Linked DNA regions of Mus musculus: all the other regions are linked to region 2. Evidence: chromatin loops called from intact Hi-C (ENCODE). Cell type or tissue: left cerebral cortex. All regions are shown on one strand. Each heading gives the region's core, and the rest is flanking DNA. Links, peaks and the distances in the headings are about the cores only. Region 1 overlaps Cd5 (CD5 antigen). Region 2 overlaps Cd6 (CD6 antigen). Region 3 overlaps Vps37c (vacuolar protein sorting 37C).

The links. A loop is a pair of places that touch in the nucleus more often than their neighbours do. Peaks named below come from ENCODE experiments on the same cell type or tissue, not always from the same donor. Only the 100,000 strongest peaks of a DNase experiment are listed, where the experiment ranks them.
Region 1: it touches region 2 in a loop (1.9-fold over the local background); 14 of 42 quality-filtered maps call a loop at or near these places.
Region 3: a loop joins it to region 2, with 2.0 times the contacts of the local background. A loop is called at or near these places in 9 of 42 quality-filtered maps.

Annotation. Positions count from the first base shown.
Region 1 is chr19:10,719,779-10,726,737 of GRCm38, reverse strand. It overlaps Cd5 (CD5 antigen), which reads left to right. Exons shown (of 11, transcript NM_007650.3): 3 at 133-441; 4 at 846-908; 5 at 1,384-1,725; 6 at 3,405-3,695; 7 at 4,664-4,789; 8 at 5,419-5,472; 9 at 6,401-6,520. Among named protein-coding and RNA genes, the nearest start is that of Cd5, 16 kb to the left of the region's middle. In left cerebral cortex, for the core only: no CTCF peak of the experiment used is centred there; a DNase peak (open chromatin) is centred at 3,662.
Region 2 is chr19:10,805,473-10,812,431 of GRCm38, reverse strand. The region is part of intron 1 of Cd6 (CD6 antigen); the gene reads left to right. Among named protein-coding and RNA genes, the nearest start is that of Cd6, 21 kb to the left of the region's middle. In left cerebral cortex, for the core only: no CTCF peak of the experiment used is centred there; DNase peaks (open chromatin) are centred at 1,646, 2,237, 2,731 and 3,358; H3K27ac peaks cover 3,660 bases.
Region 3 is chr19:10,706,527-10,711,526 of GRCm38, reverse strand. Vps37c (vacuolar protein sorting 37C) reads right to left here. Exons shown (of 5, transcript NM_181403.3): 3 at 1,086-1,257; 4 at 174-256. Among named protein-coding and RNA genes, the nearest start is that of Vps37c, 20 kb to the right of the region's middle. In left cerebral cortex, for the core only: CTCF peaks have their summits at 1,328 (motif pointing right) and 1,987 (motif pointing right); DNase peaks (open chromatin) are centred at 1,317 and 1,949; H3K27ac peaks cover 2,128 bases.

The DNA.
Region 1 (6,959 bases), core at 1,217-6,216, 86 kb after region 2:
GCGACCTGCCTGAGTTCCTAGGAAGCTCCAACCATGCCCTAAAGGGGGAGGGAGGGAAGGTCAGGAGGGGAAGTGAGAGCTGAGCTCCCCCTCCATCACCTGATGCCTCCCACCACCTCTTTTGATGCTCAGATATCCAGGTGATGCTAAGTGGCTCCAATTCCAAGTGTCAGGGTCAAGTGGAGATCCAGATGGAAAACAAGTGGAAAACAGTGTGCAGTTCCAGTTGGAGGCTGAGCCAGGACCATTCGAAAAATGCCCAGCAGGCCTCTGCAGTGTGCAAACAGCTGAGATGTGGTGACCCCTTGGCCCTTGGTCCTTTCCCTTCATTGAACAGACCCCAGAACCAGGTCTTCTGCCAAGGATCTCCGTGGTCTATATCCAACTGCAACAACACAAGTTCACAAGACCAGTGCCTTCCGCTGAGCCTGATCTGCCTAGGTGGGTGATAATGTGTGACACACTGGGCTGAGACCTGGGAGGGTAAGTGGGTAGAAAGGGGCTTCACAGTTACAGAGCCCTGACCACAGACAGGTAAGAGAACTGGCTGGCAGGAATAAGCCAAAGGCTTATTTCAATCTTGGCTCCATCCATCTGCCAAGATTGAAGACCTGGTTCTGCCAAATGCCAACTTTGCTGTTCTTTGAGCCTCCATTTTCCTGTCTATGATGTGTGGCACTGCCACCTCCTAGGGAGTTGAGAAGCAGAATGGGAATGGAGGTCAAGTCAGCTTACTGACAAGGGACATTAAGGTCATGAGCCCTGTGTCTTCACACTGCCACCAGCTCCCCTCCTCCTTCCCTTTGCTCCCCACTTCCCACCCTTGTCTGTGTGTTTCACTGCAGAGCCCCAGAGAACGACACCTCCACCCACAACCACCCCACCCACCACCGTGCCGGAGCCCACAGGTAAGAGGGTGCTCGGGCCTTGTGGGAAAGGCAGAGGATGGACTGGTGCAGACAATAAAGCCCAAGGACCAGGAATGACAAAGCCTCTGCGCTCTTGAACTCTCAGGATCTGCAGTTATCTGTGCAGATGAGGCCCGTCAGTATTCTTTAACCAAGGGAGGAAGACTCATGAGATCTTACCCCTCCTTGAGAAAATATAAACAGTTCATGGTTGTGGGGGCAGAGAGACATTTTGTTCAATGCTGTAGTCATTGGTAAGGTGCCCATGTTCCTGTAAATAGCCCAAATTAGATTCATTGAATCACCAAAACAAATAAAAACTAAGAGGCCCAGTTACATCTGAATTTCAGTGAAAAGGTTCAGGTGTGTCCTATGTAATGTCTGGGACCCTCACCTCTCAAGCAGTCATCTGTTGGGGTTCAGCAACAAGGCATTCTGAAAGGTATCACACTCAGCCATGCCTTTCTCTCTCCAGCTCCTCCCAGATTGCAGCTGGTGCCAGGACACGAAGGCCTGAGGTGCACAGGTGTGGTGGAATTCTACAATGGCAGCTGGGGTGGCACCATCCTCTACAAGGCCAAGGACAGGCCCCTGGGCCTGGGGAACCTCATCTGTAAGTCTCTGCAGTGTGGCTCTTTCTTGACACATCTGTCCGGGACAGAGGCAGCAGGGACACCAGCTCCTGCAGAGCTGAGGGACCCCAGGCCCTTGCCAATTCGATGGGAGGCCCCGAACGGGAGCTGTGTCTCACTACAGCAGTGCTTCCAGAAAACAACGGCCCAGGAGGGCGGCCAGGCGCTCACCGTCATCTGCTCTGGTAAGCTGGACTCTGACCACGCTTCATCAGGCTATCTGTTGCCTTTGAGTAAGGACATGGGATCCCCTGATCTGACATTCAAGCTTTATGAGAAGCCTGATGGAGGTGAAAGAGGAGTGGAGGCCTGGAGCGATGGCCTCTAAACAATAGAACAAGTTAGATGAGGTGGTGACTCAGGCAACAGAGCAACTCCTGCCTAGCCCAACGGAGCTACCATCTGGAAAAACAGAGTCAGCTGGGATCCCAGCAGGAAGACGCTAAAGGGAAAGTGAGGCCTGAGGAAAGGCTGAGGGCACTTGGAGGGGTGGCCTTTGCCAATGGGGACTTTCTGAATCTTCAGAAAGGAGGCTAAGGGGATGGTAAGATTTGAGAAATCCCTAAGGCCTGGCTCAGAGCAAAGCTCTAGAGGCAGCCCCTAAAAGGCTGCTTTGTCTGGGTTGTGAGCTACAAGAGGCCAGCAGTGCCGGTGCACTTGAAATGGAGACAGAGGGAACGCTAAACACATGGGACCGTATGGGGGCCCAGACTGAAGAAACCACAGTTCAAGGCAAGGCAGAATAACCACCAAGCCTGGGAAGGAGTGGGTCCAAGTTGCTGGAGGTGCCCCTGATGCATTCCAGGTTCTGTTGCCAATAGACTACTGCATGCTGGGCATCCTTCAGTTTTCATCCCCCACCTTGGGGGTGGGAACTAGTATTACCCTCTTTAATGGGGAAGCCAGGGCTCAAAGAAGCTTCACTTCCTCCCAGTACCACAGAGCACTAGGTGAGATCTGCCCTCAAGCAGTGTCAATCCAGAGCCTATTTTCCAAAACTGGACTGCTCAAGGTGTGGTCCAAGACAGGTAGTATTAGTGTCACCTGAAACAGTTTCACCCCTCCCCACACCCCTAAGGAGAGCCACTCTCAGCAGGTCCCCAGAATTCCTACGCAAATATAGAATGAATGGCTCAGAAGTATAAGGTCCACGAGCAGGGCAGCCTACTCCACTGGAGACCTGATAAAAATTGGTCTTCCAGGCAGTAGAAGTCCCAAGGTTCTCTGGGCCAGATGAGAGGCTCTCGGCTGCCTCCAGCCCCACCCACTCCTCAAGCTCTCATGCAGGCTACAACCTGCAAAGCCATGCCTGGGGTCTTGCTTTGAAGTTTCTTCTAAATAGAAGAGTCACCGGGGCTTTGAAGGTGGGTGTTGCCATGGAAACTAGCCAAAGCTGGTAAGCTCACTATTGACTTTCAACCAAGCATAGTAGCTTCTGCCTCAGATTCCCAAGCCCCACCCTGATTAGCAGACTGAATTCCTCTCTAGATACCTGGCATCATGGCCAAAAGCCTATAATCCACAGGGTTAGGGGCTGGGGCGGCGGAATTCCTGGGTTCTGTCCCACCAGTGAAGCACACCAGCTCTTTCCAGTCCCCAGGCCTTAGTTTCCTCTTCTAAAAAGCCCTCCCTCATCCTAAGCAAGAGAGTAAAAAGGCATGGCATGGCCACGCTGCCTGCTCCTTTGCCACTGTTGTCTTGAGATAGCTGCCAAGCTCCTTTGCCACTGTTTTCTTGAAATAGCTGCCACCAGCCACCCAGAGGCCCCAGGGACAAGACAGAGCTTGGTCGGAGAAGTGCTAGAGAGGATGTGCCGTGCTCGACATTGCCAAGCCCCCACCTCACCAGCCCTTCCTTTCTGCAGATTTCCAGCCCAAGGTTCAGAGCCGCCTGGTCGGGGGCAGCAGTGTGTGTGAGGGCATCGCTGAAGTGCGCCAGAGATCACAGTGGGAGGCCCTGTGTGACAGTTCTGCAGCCAGGGGCCGGGGACGGTGGGAAGAGCTATGTCGGGAGCAGCAGTGTGGCGACCTCATCTCCTTCCACACGGTGGATGCTGACAAAACCTCCCCCGGGTTCCTCTGTGCCCAGGAGAAGCTGTCTCAGTGTTACCATCTCCAGAAAAAAAAACACTGCAACAAGAGGGTATTCGTCACATGTGAGTTGACTGCAGAGGGCAGTGAAAGACTTTTCCTCTGGAACCTAGTCAGTGAACATAGCTCTAAAGAGCAGATCTGGAAGGCAGAAAAGGCTTCTGGGAAAAGGAGAGTAAATGGGATTCTGGGAGCAAAAATCAGCAATGATGAGTAGAGCAGGCAAGGCTCACGTGGACCTCTGTCAAGCTACTGAGACATGCCAGGACTCTCCCTTCCCTTCTATCTCCTGCTTTCCCGAGATGCAAGCTAGAAAATTAGGGAGGGGTGGGTGAAACATACTTAATATTTGAATGGTAACTGAATAATATCTAAGAGAAATTGGTACATGGATGGGTGACATGAATGGAGGGTGGATGGATAGGGACATGGAATGGAGGTAGATGGGTGGATGGATAGATGGGTGAATATACAATGGTTGTATAAACAGATGGATAAACAGTGGATGGATGGATGGATGGATGGATGGATGGATGGATGTCTGTATAAACAGATGAATCAATGGGACAGTAGATGAATGGATAGATTAATGGTAGATACATAAGCAGATAGATGGGTAATAGATACATGACTGAAGGGAAGGAGGGATGAATAGATGGATGAATAGATGACAGATAGGTGGTTGAACTAATGGATGACTGGCTGGTTCTTGATATGTGGTCATGTATGGTCATCTTCCTGATGGTAGGTAATGGAAGGCTGATTAATCTAAGTATGAAGATAAAAAGTTAACAGCTGATAACAAGAGTGGCAAATGGTAGTTGGATGGTCACTGAAGGTGATAAACTGTAGACGACTGAATAGATAGCAAAGACTCCTAGAGATGGCTAGAGAGTCAGCCAAATAGACAGCTCTGCTTTGAACACACTGGTGGGTTGATAGGAAGTGCCAAGGTACTAGGGCAATTGAAGCAGTCACTCCCTCTGAGTTGCTCCCCAGGGCTGGATCTGATTTAAGACTCCCCCCTATCCAGGCCAAGACCCAAACCCAGCGGGCCTGGCCCCAGGCACTGTGGCAAGCATCATCCTGACCCTTGTACTCCTGGTGGTGCTGCTGGCCATGTGTGGTCCTCTGGTCTACAAGAAGCTGGTGAAGAAATGTAGGTACCAAACCCCAAGCCTTCCTCCCTCACCACCCATGCCTATCCCCTGCTGCCCACTAGCCTTTTCCTGTCTAAAGTATTAGAAAGTCAGGATAGATTGTACCTTCTGATTTGCCCTTGTCTGGACTTGGCAAAAACCAACTGCAGTTGATGAAAGCCATGGCCACATGACATTAGCACAGCCTCTGATGTCACAAGATGTAGGCCAAGACCAGCTCCACAGCTACCAATGACCACTGAGTGTGCTGCTGCCTCCACCAGAGCCTCAGTCTCCCTGTTTACTGAAAGCGGCATACCTTATGAATAAGGCTTACCTCCTGGCCTTGCAAAATTTAGAGAAATTACCCAGAGGCAAGGAAGGAAGATAAAGAAAAACAGAGGCAGTAGTGTTGGGTCCCCAGTGCCCTCTGAGGTTATCCATTCTGGTTCTAAATAAACCCTTGGTCATTTTTATGGGGACCCAATGGCTTCAATCTCTTTCCCTAGTCAGTTAGGAAATGAGGTGGAAGGCCTGGAGTGGTAGACCCCATCAGTCCTGCCTCCAGGGCATCTGCGTCTTCCCTCCCCCAGCCCCCCACACCCCTTCACTACCATCTGGCCTCATGAGCTTCCTGTCTGTTGCCCAGTTCGTCAGAAAAAGCAGCGTCAGTGGATTGGCCCCACAGGAGTGAACCAGAACAGTAAGTGTTCCCAGGAGCGGGTGTCCCTCAGCCCCAGGACTCAGGCCAACAGAGCAGAGTCAAGGTGTCTGCTGAGCCAGCAACCCAGCAGCTGCTAGTGGCCTCTGGTCTCCACCACATTTCACTAAGGTGTGACTGAGGTCAATGTATGTCCCCACACCAAAGACGAGTGAGGCTTCTTTTAGGGGTAAGTGGTTCTGTGTAATTGGCCTCTTGAGCCTCAGACACCGCAGTCTCTTGCCTTGTGGCCAACTTAAGCAGAGATTCTCCCGCCCCCCTCCCCCCCATCCCTTCCTTCCATGGTCAAACAGTGCTAAGCAAAGCCACGCACAGTTGTCTAGTTCAGGACTTACCAGAGCCTTTTTTGTGGCTCCTCTTCAAAGTAGGAAGGCATGACAAAGGACTGGCCAAGCTAGTTTTAGCACCGAACAGCTTCAGAGGGTGTTTTAGAATCCACTGACCCTGCCACCCTCCCCCTCCCTAGCCTTCACTCCCCTGGGCACAGTCAGAGCTACCCTAATGGGGGGGAGCACGCACTTGGTTCCCCTCCCCTTTCCATGTGCAGGCCCAAATCTTTCTAGGAGGTTCTCAGTTTTATTCGGTTTTAAAGACTACAAAAGGCCTCAGCCCCTGATGAGTAGGACAATCTCCCTAGCACCAGTGCTCCAGCTGCCTGCTAGGTAAAAGCCTGACAGCTGAGGGGCACCTGGAGGCCTCCCTCCCTGGCTAATCAGATTGCTGTGCGAGCCTGCGGCTGACTCTGGGCCCCCCGAATCCCCCCTGCCCTGCCCCCGGAGAGAAAGGAAGGGGAAGCGTACCACCCCTTTCCCATGACCTAATGGGAACAGGAAGCTAAGCAATGGGACCTTGCTTGGGAAGGACAGCACGCTGATTCTGACAATGTCACCGGCCTCCTGTGTCTGCTCAGTGTCTTTCCATCGAAGCCACACAGCAACTGTGCGGTCCCAAGTTGAGAACCCAACAGCCTCTCATGTGGACAATGAATACAGCCAGCCTCCCAGGAACTCTCACCTGTCTGCTTATCCAGGTGAGGGGGGGGGGGGCTGTTGGGCAGCCGGCCTGGTGGGAGAGAGGGCACATGCGGTGTGGAAGTGCTGACCTTGAAGTTTTTGTGCTTTTCCAAAGAGGGAAAGGGAGGCTCCAGGGGGTGGAGGATGAGACTGCCTACTTGACAGCTGGTCCCAGCAGGGTGGTGGCAGGGATGCAGCCTTCACAGGTCTCTGCTGTCCCTTTGGAGACCTTGAAACCCTCATCTAGAGAGAAGAATGCAGTTGGATGGATGCCATTAACCCCAGCCTTGCTGTGACCTAATGGGCCTGTTTGCCTGCGGGCCCTGAGGGGCTAGAAGATAAATGAGCCCCTCAGATCTCTCTGAGCCAGGACGGAGCCATTAAGTGGTCCACAGGAGCCTCCAATACTTGGCTCCTCACAGGCACTCACAATTAAGTCCCAGGGGGCCTGAAGTT
Region 2 (6,959 bases), core at 955-5,954:
GTTCTGAAGCTAGAACTGATGTCATCAGGCTTGGTAGCAAGCCCCTTTCTACCGAGCCATCTTGATGAGCCTCAAAGATGGATCTTGTCATTACCCTATTACAAAATCTTCAAGGATTATGATAAATATCATAGACACCCAAGTCTATATTATAATTGTCTTAACAAGCCAAGGTCATGCTTACCCTTCAAATTTAAGCAGTTTTCATTTTGCCATATTTGCTCAGATCTTATAAGAAAACTATCAATTAGAATGAAAGTAGCAGATATTATCAAAAGCATTCCTCCTAGGGCGTCCACCCTCCAGTACCAGCATGGTATATGCATCTTTTCTTCCATGTTTTTCTATTTTTATTACACAAAAATTCATCAATGTACAGAGGGCAGTGTCAAAATGTGAGCTGAGCTGTGTATAGATGGTATTCTCCCACCTAAGTACTAAGCAGGCCCCACCCTGCTTAGCTTGTGTGATCAGATAAAGTCACGAGTGTGTATCTGTCTTGGCTACTTTGTGGGTTCTTCTCTCTTCTACCCTTCACTACCCTCTTTTCTTCCACCCTTTCAACCTCCTAACACTAGATAAGAAAGAAAAAAGGACAGAGAGGTAAGGAAAGAGATCCCTGAATAAAGTCAAGGGTCGGAAAGGAGGTGACATTATAGTTAGACTACTTCCTGCAGATAAGGGGCATAGAGTTCCTTGGGGCAAGTTTGATCTTTGCTGTCAGGATATCTAATTTCTTCTTATTGTTTCTTCTTTGCACACGACTACTTAACAAACCACAACCAACAAGAAAAACCAACAACCAACCAACCAACGATCCACTCCGCCTCTCAGGGCCCTAGCATTTATTAACCTCTGAAAAGTCCCTAAAATTCCAAACATCACACAATCACAGAAACTATCTACAGCTGGCAAAATCAGGCCTCCGATAGAGCACGAAACAAATTGCAGACAGTCTGAAGCAGCCCCATGCGCCACCCCTGGGAGTAAAATGAAAACATATTCTTATAATAGTCCTGTGTTTTTCAAAGAAACCAAAACTAGATGGCTCAGTGGTTAAGAACACTGACTGCTCTTCCAGAGGTCCTGAGTTCAAATCCCAGCAACCACATGATGGCTCACAACCATCTGTAATGAGATCCGATGTCCTCTTTTGGTGTGTCTGAAGATATACATAGAATAAATAAATCTTCAAAAACAAAACAAACAAACAACAACAACATAACAAAAAACCTGAGTAACAGGTTCACATTTATTTTTTTAAAAAGTGCACAGGGTATAGACAATATGTATGACGTGTGATGGGACACACTGTTCTAAACTTTAACCCTGTGTTCTGAGATGTACCAATGAACACACTACAACTAAACACAACAGGGAGACTGTTACATTGCTTCTCACTTTCTTCTGTTAACAGTGAACATTCCTTGAATATATCAGCATGGAAACACCCCATAGGGTTTTTCCCCCTAGGATACACACATGAAGGTATGATTTCCCACATCTTGAGTTTTATCAAGGACTCATTACCAGCCCTTTTCTGTGCTATTTCTATGATAAATATAGGGACATTCTGTATATTTAGGGTACAATCTGCCTTCCCCACCCACCAGACATATCCGCACATATGTATCTATATTGGGCACTCACAGAGTCAGTACCTTGAATGGGTTCTTCTTGTGGTCATGCATTAGTCCTGTGACATTTTTATACCCACGAGGAAACAGCATGTGAGAATTGCTTGAGGTCACTCCACTGGAAAGGAAAACTGAGTATGTTAAAATAAATGCTGTTTTTTTGAGACAGGGCCTCACGTACCCTAAGCCGGTCTCTACTCACGATATAGCTGAGGCATGACCTTGAGCTTGTCACCCTCTTCCCACTACCTGCTGAGTGCTAAGGGTACCGATGGGCACCATCACATCTATTTGTGCGATGGCGGAGATGGAACCCAGGGTCTCATGAATGCCAGGCAAGGACCCTCCCAACTGAGCTACTGTCAGGTCCAAAAGAAACTGGAGACAAATGGCTAACTCTAGTAATATTAGCATAGCGAGGTGCAGCTGCCCTCCAGGCTCTCTCAGCCCTGCAAGTGCCTGTTACAGAGTCCCTGCTGGCATCCTGCCTCCTCTAGGCTTTCTCACCCTGCCCCCTAACCAAAGCCTCTCCCTCTCACCTCACGGACTTCTCATTCATATAACCCTGCTCTAGTGGCCATGTGCTCTCCTGGCTCCTAGTCCTCTCTCGGCCCTCTCTCCGTTTTGCTCTCTCTTTTCTTTCTCTCTCATTCTCCCCCACACCCTGCCCCGTCTCTCCTTTTGTGGCCTGGTACAGAGTCTACTACTTTCTCTCCCTGCTCTGGGCTCTTCCAGATGCCTCTGGCTGTAGTCTCCCTCATACCCACTGTAAGACCTTTCCCCTCAACCACACCTTGGAGTGGTCATGTCCTCGCTTTGTATGGCTACATCTCCAGCTCCAAGGCTAAGTTTCGAATCCTGTCATGTTTAATTCCAATCTGTTTTGTAACATCTGCTAGAACAGATGGTTTTCCCCAACCAGATACCAAGACTCTGTCTAAGATCTCGCAGTGAGTGCGATGCTAGGAAGAGACCTGGACTTTTCTGCAGACTCTGTATCTCCATCCTCAGTGGAAGAGCAAAGGTGTGAGACAAAGGAAAAGCCAGTGTTCCTGGCTGCTGGGCTTTCTTGGAGGCGAAGCCTCCCTCCTGCTCCTTGGGAATTTTATTTCAAGTGTTCTTTATTCTCTGTGAAGTAGCTTCTCATCGTACAGTCTGGTAGCTGCAAAGTAGGTGCAAGCTGAGCAGGTTTGGAGGCCAAGAAGGGAGTCGGTTCATATAAAGAAACTCTCGTTACCATGGCAACCGGAGCCCACATCTCTTCAGGAACAGAGGAGGCCATGTTTGCAGAGTCAGGGAAACCAGCAGCTAAGTTGTATAAGAGAGGCAGGCAGCTCTGATATGATTAAGGGGAGAAAGATGGGGAGGTGGGGAGGAGAGCACGTGGCCTTGGAGAGAGTGGGATTGTTCCAAAGGTCGAGAGGCTTCAAAATCACATGGTGTCAAGAATGGAATACATAATCAATCATTCTCTGCACTATCAAATCCACTTGGGATTGAACCAGAGAAGTGAGATCGGAGCCTCGGGGTGAAGGGTAATAAGTGGCGGCCATGTTCCAGGTCCTCAACATTTGACATATGTCATCCTCCAAAGCAAATCCATGTGCACCGTGTATTGTGGCCAGTGCTAGGTTATAGCTAGCCAGGCTTACTGACTTGAACAGCTCGTGTAGCTGGTAACTGGCAGTGAGGGTGTAAGTGACTGTTTGTCTCTCCCCAAGTCCCTCTTCTAAATCACGGGGAAAAAGAATGTCCTGAGAGCAGAGGCCGACACAGGTGAATTGCTGCTCTGGAAAGGCTACGGCTACTTCTACTTTCTATACCATTCCATTTCCGCTTATCTCCTTCACACCCGGCCCAGCTCCCAGCATGAAGCTGAGTTCAGCAAATGTTAACGGGCTCATCGTCCACATTGGCAAGCAGGCAACAGGCTGGTTTCTCTGCTCTGAGAAGAACTTGGCTCACATATTCTCACTTCCTTTGGTTGGGGTAGGGGACACCCAAAGCCTGTTGAACTGTAAGACCCTAAGGTAGAGGTTCTGAACTGCCCTTTCCATCTCCCTGGACTCATTGGCAGAGAGGGAAGGGGAAAATTAGACTTCAGGGAAGCATGAAAGATGCCAAGCAGGTGAAGATCTTCTGCTGTGGGACATGGTGATAGCAGTGTTTTGAAGAACCGTGTTCTTGGGCTAGAGAGGTGAAGTGACCTGCTGCTCAAGCATGAGGACCCGAGTTCAATCCCTGGGACCCACGTAAACAGCCAGGTGTGGTCACACACCTGGAACCCTAGCATTGCAGTGACTGGGGGAAGACAGGGAGATCCCCAGGGCTTGTTGGTCTTCAGCCAAGCTCTGGGTTCAGCAAAAGACCCTGTCTCGTGAGAATAAGGCAGAGAGTGATAGAACAGGACACCAGCATCCTTCATTTGCCTCTGCACAATAAGGTGTATGCATACACCTCACATGTGTATTCAGCTCTCTCTCTCTCTGTCTCTCTGTCTCTGTCTCTGTCTGTCTCTCTCTCTCACACACACACACACACACACACACACACACACACACACTGAGGTGTTGAAGTTCTTTGGGGTTGGAAACCTTGAGTCTCTGGCACGCGAATCTCTGTCAACCAAGTAATAGATTGCTCGTTGCATCCCCAGGTCCCTCTTCCTAGGTTGCATGGATGAATGGAAAATGTAAGGCTCGTGAAGCAAAGTAAAATCATACTGAAACTCCAAACTAATGAGAAACCTTTGCTTTGCTGTGATACTTGATGCTGGTCACTGGAGCGGAGAAATTTTCAGTGATCAAGAAAAAAACAAAAAACAAAACAAAAAACCAAGCAGGGGCTCTAGAGATGGCTCAGTGGTTAGCGGCACTGGTTGCTCTTCCAGAAGACCTGGGTTCAATTCCAAGCACCTACATGGCAGCTCAAAAATTGTCCATAACCAGTTCCAGGACATCTGATAACCGCACCCAGGCAGACAGACATGCAAGCAAAACACCGATGCATATAACATCAAAGATAAAACATAGGTGAGCGGGCACCGGAGGAGCGGCGCAGGGCTGGCGGGGGGGTGGGGCTTCAGGGGCTCTGGGGCCCGGCAGGTTGCTTCAGACAAGCACTGATGTCAGCCTGGTGTCTTCAGGACGCGTTTCTCATGGTCAAACAGATGAAGTTATTTTAATAATGTTTTATTACCTAAAATATTTTCGTTTCTTAGTGAGTCTCCTCTCTATCCCATTTCCCTCATTAGGTCATTAGAATACAGTTTGGACTTCACATTTAAAGCACATCTAACTTAGACATTAATGTTTTGAAATAAGTAATCTGCATTGGGTGTGGTGACGACCACATACCTGGAATCCCAGCACTCAGGAGGCTGAGGAGAGAAAATGGCTGTGGGTTTGAGTGCTAGTGTGGGCTACAATGTAAATACTGTGTAACAGAATCCTGCCTCAAAAAGAAGAATAAAGAAAGGGCGATATTGCTGCCGAGGTGTGGCACACTTCTTTAATCCCAGCACTCGGGAGGCAGAGGTAGGCGGTTCGGTTCGAGGCCAGCCTGGGTTTACAAAGTGAGTTCCAGGACAGCCAGGGCTATACAGAGAAACCCTGTCTCGAAAAAGAAAAAGAAAGAAAGAAAGGGCGATTGCTATACCCAGGTTGTTCCAAGCATTTTTAAAAAGCTCTCCAAGCCCAGGGAGATGATGGGTCAGGAGGTAAAGACAATTGCTGAGCAAGCCTGGTAACATGGATTAGATCTCCAGAATCCACAGTCTACATACAGGAGCAAAGAGAATCGATTCTAGGAAGTTGTCCGCTGACTTCTACACATTGCACTGGCAAGAGCTCCCACCTCACACATGATGATGATGATGGTGATGATGGTGATGATGGTGATGGTGGTGATGGTGGTGATGATATTGGTGGTGGTGATTTATTCTTTTAAAAAGTTCTCCAATGGTTTTACTGAACTTAAAATTAAATAGCGATACATCAAGTTAAGTAAAATGAAGCTTTCCATTCCTCAACTGCACAAACCACACCCCAGGGGTTGTGTGTGTCCACTGTCATAGGGGTCACAGGACAATCTTCTAAACATAGGTCCAAACAAAGGAATAAAACATAGTCTTCCCAGATCCATGTACATGGTGGCCTTTAGGCTGTGAGCACTCCACACACAGTGACAGTGGCCCAGCCTTTGCAGCTGGATGCCAAGTGCGTAAAGAAGCTGTCCTGTCTATGCTTGGGTTCAGAAAGTGGCTTCAAGATCTAGGTTTCTCAGGTTCAAATCTTGCCCTCATCACTGCTCAGCTGTAACGAGGTCCCTAGACCATTTGCTGAACGACACAGGCCTGACAAGGGGGCTCATTCAAGGGAGCTCTCGGGAGGTATCTAGTCCATCTTCCATGTAAATCAGATGAAGGGCAGCTACATCTGTAAGACACGTAGTAATGGTCAGTAGTTGATCTCCCTCATTTTAATCTAATTACCAAAGAAGGCAAGGGATGGGAAAGATCGAAATGGTCGCCTACTCATTATACCAGTGAGAAAACAGAGCCACACAGTAAGGTAACAACAAGAACCAACCGAGAACCCCATCTGCCATTGCTTAGCCTCGCGGTCCCTACAGTGCCTCCCTCTAGAGAATACTGACATTTTCAGGGAAAATGCCCAGATCTTGGAATCGCATGAGCTGTTTCTTCCCAGGAGGGAGTTGGCTTTAGTTATTAGCCTGGCATATGGTTTGCTCTAGCTTTATTTACAGGGTCATGTGAGCAGCCTGCCCAGAGAACCAGTACAAAATCTCATTTTACCAGTGCTGTGGGCAGCCGCCTAGGGCACTTATTGGAAGATGTATGAGTGAGTGGGCGAGTTCGTTTTTATTTTGATGTAGAATATATGGACATTTTAGAAGAACGCAAAGCAAGCAGAGAGAGGAAAAACTCATCGTGGGAGAATGTTTTCTTTTTCTGATAATCTTTCTTCACTGGCAAAGACTGGTCTCCATCTTTTTCTATCCTCTTAGCATCCTTTTTCTGCCCAGTGAATGTGGCCAGCCAAAAGAATCAGGGTGCTGCCCATGTGTAGCTTACAGAGCAGGGCTGTGCTGGCTGGGTTTCTGTTGCTGAGGCACATACATTTAAAAATGAATTAGGGAGGAAAGGTTGATTTGGGCTTACAGCTTTAGGGGTGTCAATCCATCACTTCAGGGAGCACATGGCAGGGCAGAGCCATTTACCACATGGTGGCCAGGGAGGAGGAGAGGAAGGAGGGAGGGAGGGAGGGAGGGAGGGAGGGAGGGAGGGAGGGAGGGCGAGCA
Region 3 (5,000 bases), core at 1-5,000, 100 kb after region 2:
CCTTAGAACGTGTTCCTATCCTGTCCTGCCATCAGTGTGTCTACCAGCACCCCAGTGCCATCTACTCAAGCCGCACTCCAAACCCTTCTGCTCTATGGTTCTTGGTCTCACCTGAGACCTGACTCCGAGGCCCACCACCGTTCAAGGGATTAGGATGCCACTCCCCACCTCACCTCAGACTCCTCCTCGATCTTCATGCCTTCGATCTGCAGAAGGTCCAACAAGGTCCCAGGCTGCAGTGCCGAGGAAAATTTCTCTGGAAGGAAGGGCAGAGAGGTCGACATTTCAAAAGCACTGCTTTAATTAAAGCTGAGGACCCTGATTTCAGGGAAGACATGTGACATGCCCTTTGTGTGCTTGGGCCTAGCCACTATAGATAGAGTCCCTGCTGCTGGTTCTGTGAGCACTCAGGACTCAGCCACAACAGGCCCCAGTGGAGAGAGAGTCCCTGCAGCTGGTTCTGTGGGGTCCTTTTGGTTCATGTAGGCGTTCACCATCTTGGTGAAGAGGAGCTGAGGGACAAGCTCAGGTCTTGGCCAAGCAGCTGCCAAGGGCACAGCCATCCAGGAAGCCTTCCTACCTCACAGGGCCTAGGTCAGCTCTGCAAGGCTCGGGGCTAAGTTGGCAGAGGCAGTGAAACATACTGACTGCCTAGATTCAAATCCCATTCCAGGGCTAGAGAGATGCTCAGCTCTTAAAGGCTATGCTTGCAAATCCCAACTCCATCTCACTCTGGTGGGATGACCTCAGGCAAGCCCTCGGCCGGCTCCAGCCTTGTTTTCCTCATCTATAAAAATAGTAAGTTCAGGACATTTTTAATACTATGAAAATTATCACCAGGGTATACAATAAATATAAATACTCAAACATTTAGACTAACTACAGTACCTACACTTTTGCTTATTTGCTTATTATCATGTAAAAACATGCAAAGCACAGTGGCTACAATGGCTGCTGGCCCTCTCCGATTCTGGGTATCTAAGCATCCTTAGTATTCCAGCTGCCTCCCTCGTCCTCCTTTGAACAGAAGTATCAATCAGCAGGGGAGATGGCCAGAGTGCTTGTCTGTGGTCGGCTGTCCCTACCCAGCTTGGCTTTCTGCTCCTGGCACCGCTCCACAAGCTTCCGCAGCTCCTGGTATTTGTCTGAGAGGTTAGAGCGGCTGATTTCCAGGGGACCTTGGAACTCCAGGTTCTGCTCTGCCAGGCTCCGGTTCGTGGCCAGTGCCATCTCTCGTTCTAACTGCAGGTCCTGAACCTAAGGAAAGCAGGACAACTGACAATGAGCTTAACTGTAACTGGTCAGCCTCCAGCAGGGGGTGCTCCTGGACTCACTGCTCAGCTTGGCGCTCAGCCCTCAACCAGTCACAGAAGCCTGGGTTTAAAGGCTATGCAGGCATTGTGACCCAGGTACCTCACCACATCCTGATCCGGAGAGCCTGTGAGAATGACACATGGGAAACAGGCAGCAAGGCTAACCACCTAACCACGGCTTCCCAATAGACAAGTACCTGCAAGTGGTTCTGTGCTGTGCAGGCCACAGCTGAAGGAGACCACTCCAGTGGGAGGGATGAAACCCAGAGTCCCCACCATTAGCCCCAAGTGAAAAAGACACATGGACACACACACCATGCATGCATACACATGAGAGGCTGCTAGGGAGAATGAAGGTGACCCAGGCCAGACCAGAAGCTAGAAATATCTGAGGTCCCAAAGGTATTAGGGAGGGAGGCCCTGTAGCCCAAGCCACTGAGCAGGACAGATATCCCCGCCTCCCAGGTCAAACAGCCCACAGAGCTATAGATAGTCCCTCAATGCTGCCTGCTGAAAATGCTTCCCTAGCCAGCAAAATGGAGCCCTCATGCAGGCCCCTTGTTAACTGCCAGTCAGGCAGAAGCAGCCTTGGAACCTTGCCCAGCGGGCTACCATCTGCTTCACCGAAAGGAGAGCTGGAGACAGGGCCACCATCGCATCGCAGTACCACATGGCACCAGCAGAGGGGGCTCAGCACTGGCCACAGAAGTTAGGGAACAGGTCAGGGCCAGCTTCCACGGGGACCGAAGGGATCAACAACACAGAGCTTCTCCTTCCACCTTGGCCAGCATGTGGCACACCAGGCCAGATGGGCTCCCACTAGAACAGCCCCAGGAAGCCAGGGGGCATCCTGGACAAGGGGTTTCCAGAAGAGCCACCCTGCTCTGACCCCTGCTCAGGGCCTCGAGCCCTGTAGTTACAGCAGGCTGCAGCCTATTGGAAAGAGGAGTGCTGCCAGTTACCTCCTGCACAGACAAGGGAGTCCGGGCTCAGGGTTAGAACCCCTTTACCTGGACTGCCTGCTGTCCAGCCAGAAACGCCATTGAGCCCCTGGACAAGCTCACTGGCACAGGAGCAGAGAAACTGCTATGTGTGACTGTTAGCCAAGGTGGCTGGAGGACGGCTCAACAATTAAGAACGCATACTGCTCATCTAAAGAATCCGAGTTCAGTTCCCAGGACCCACGTCAAGTGGCTCACACCATCTGCCACTTCAGCTCCAGGGGATCTAACAGACTCTCTGGCCTCCAAAGGCACTGCACCAAACATGCACAAACCCACACCAGACATGCCTATACATATAACAAAAAATACAGTGTTAAAAAAGAAAAGGAAAGAAAACGCCAGGGACACTTGTGTGGCCACCTCTGAGTGTAGGGCCTGCCCTTCCTGGCCACACCCTTGGCATCCTTACCTGTCCACGGCTTTTCCCTGGGTCTGAAGCACTACATCTGTGCTGTGCCACCCTCTCCCTACCCTGGAGCCCATCTCTTACTAACACCCTATGAGGCCAGGAGAGCTGCACAGCTCCCTCTCTACAGAGATGAACACTCCCACCACCTTTCTCTTCTGCCAGCCCCACATGACACAATTACTGCCTTACAGCTATGACAGACAGACAGATAGACAGACAGACAGCTAAAGGCTTTCTGAGAGAGTAAGTAGCTTGCCTTACTTTGTTTCTGTCTGTCCCACAGTGAGTATTTTTTCCCCTCAGAGAATTCAACTCATTTGCTCAAACATGGCTACAGAGAAGGTTCAATCTGCCCTTGGCCAGGAAGCTGCATCCCTTACATCTCCGGGAGGTTGTGCTTTTCCATAGGGCTGAAGGCTTGCTCAGCTTGGAAGCAATGAACTCCCAAGAGCTGGGCTTGCTTTTGCTGAGCTCCACTCCCTTCAGGGACAAGACTAGGAACCCCTTACCATCCTGTTGCTCACTGTTGGCTGAAGAAATACTTAGGGCTAAAAAGATGGCTCAGTAAGCAAAGATGCTTGCTGCTAAGCCTGACTGACCTGAGTTTGAACCCTTGGCTCCAAATGGTAGGAGAGAACCAACTCCTGAAAGCTGTCCTTTGACCTCCACACTTGTGATGTGGCATTCATGCACAGATATGTGTGTGCACAGAGATAGGACACAATAAAAAGAGGAGACCCTTGGAGTTCAATGGCAAACATCCAGCAACACAAAATCTAAGATGCAGAGACAGCTATCAGTGACACTCTTGTTCTAGATTTCAAAAAGCCTACGTGACACTCAGGGAATTCTGGATTTCAGAATGTCTTGGAATTTGTGGGTTTTTTTATATTGTGGATATCTAACTAGTAAATCTATGCAAAACATTTCAAGGGCCAAGACGTAGGAAATCTGCAAAGCTTACACCCCAGGAACCTGTGGTAAGGGACACTCAGCTGTGCGTGACTTTGCTCCTATGCTGCTGAAACCAGGCCATCCAACCTCAGGGCTGCAAGGTGAGTCACACAAAGACCTCTCCTACTCCCTGCCGTGAGGAGGCCTTTCCAACCCAACCCTGGGTCATCTCCAATCCAGCAGAGACGCCTGAGCAGGGCTGGGGAGCAGGTGGGGGAGCAGGTGGCAGCAGAAAGCACAGCAGAGGTGGATACAGGACCATGTGCACCCATGAAGCAGGGGTAAGGGTCCAGGGAGGCTGACCGGGATGCTAACTGGACAACTGCCTGTTCTTTAACACAGTGAATTCACAGAGCACACGTCACGTCTGCTCATCAGGAAAAAGGGCACACGTGAGTGACCATCAGAGGAGCCTACTGTGCTCCCGCCCCTCCCTCAAACAGATGCTTCCAGGCCAAGGACCAGCTGCAGCTGCTCTGGGGGTACCTATGGGTATTTCTAGCTGAGTGGCCACATCGAGTCACCTGACCTCCAGCTCACAGGAAGGTCACAGGAAATAATGACAGTGAGGGCCGAGTCAAGCTCTGTAAAGATAGCAGGGTGGTAAGGGCCCTGTGATTGGAAGCTGAGAGGTGGGGTGCTGGCTGCAGTGGAGAACACTATGAAACATGAGTGAGCATATCACTGTGGGGGAAGATGCCCCCCCTCTCCCTAGTGCATGAGGGAGCTGTCTCTAGGCCCACGCTGGAACGCTATGAAGACTCCTGGGCCAGTTGGGTCCCTGGCTGTCCTAGTCCAAGGTGGACCCAGCACTCCCTATCATTCCCAGGGCTCCTAGAGGACCCAGGCCCTGGCTTGAAACCTCAGGGCTGCCCTAGTAAAAGCCAAGGTAAAATTCACAGCACCAGGTGAATCCTGGCTCAAGCTCCTGCTAAGCATGAATCCTTGACAAGCATTTGTCAGGGTGGGTGGGATGGCTCAGTGGGTAAAGGCCCTTGCCAACAAGCTGACAACATGAGTTCAATCTCTGGGGCCCTATGGTAGAAAGAAAGAATCGTTTCTTGCAAGTTATACCTGGCACACACAGACACAGACACACACATAGACAGACACACACATACACACTATACACATATACACTACACACAAACACACTAAATAAATGTAATAAAAATTTAAAAGACCTGAGTGAGGCTGGAGATATGGCTTAGCAGTTAAAAGTATTGATTGCACTTATAGAGGACCAGGGTTCAATTCCTAGCACCCACATGGCAGCTCACAGTAGTAACTCTAGTTCCAGGGAGTCCAGCATCTTCTGAT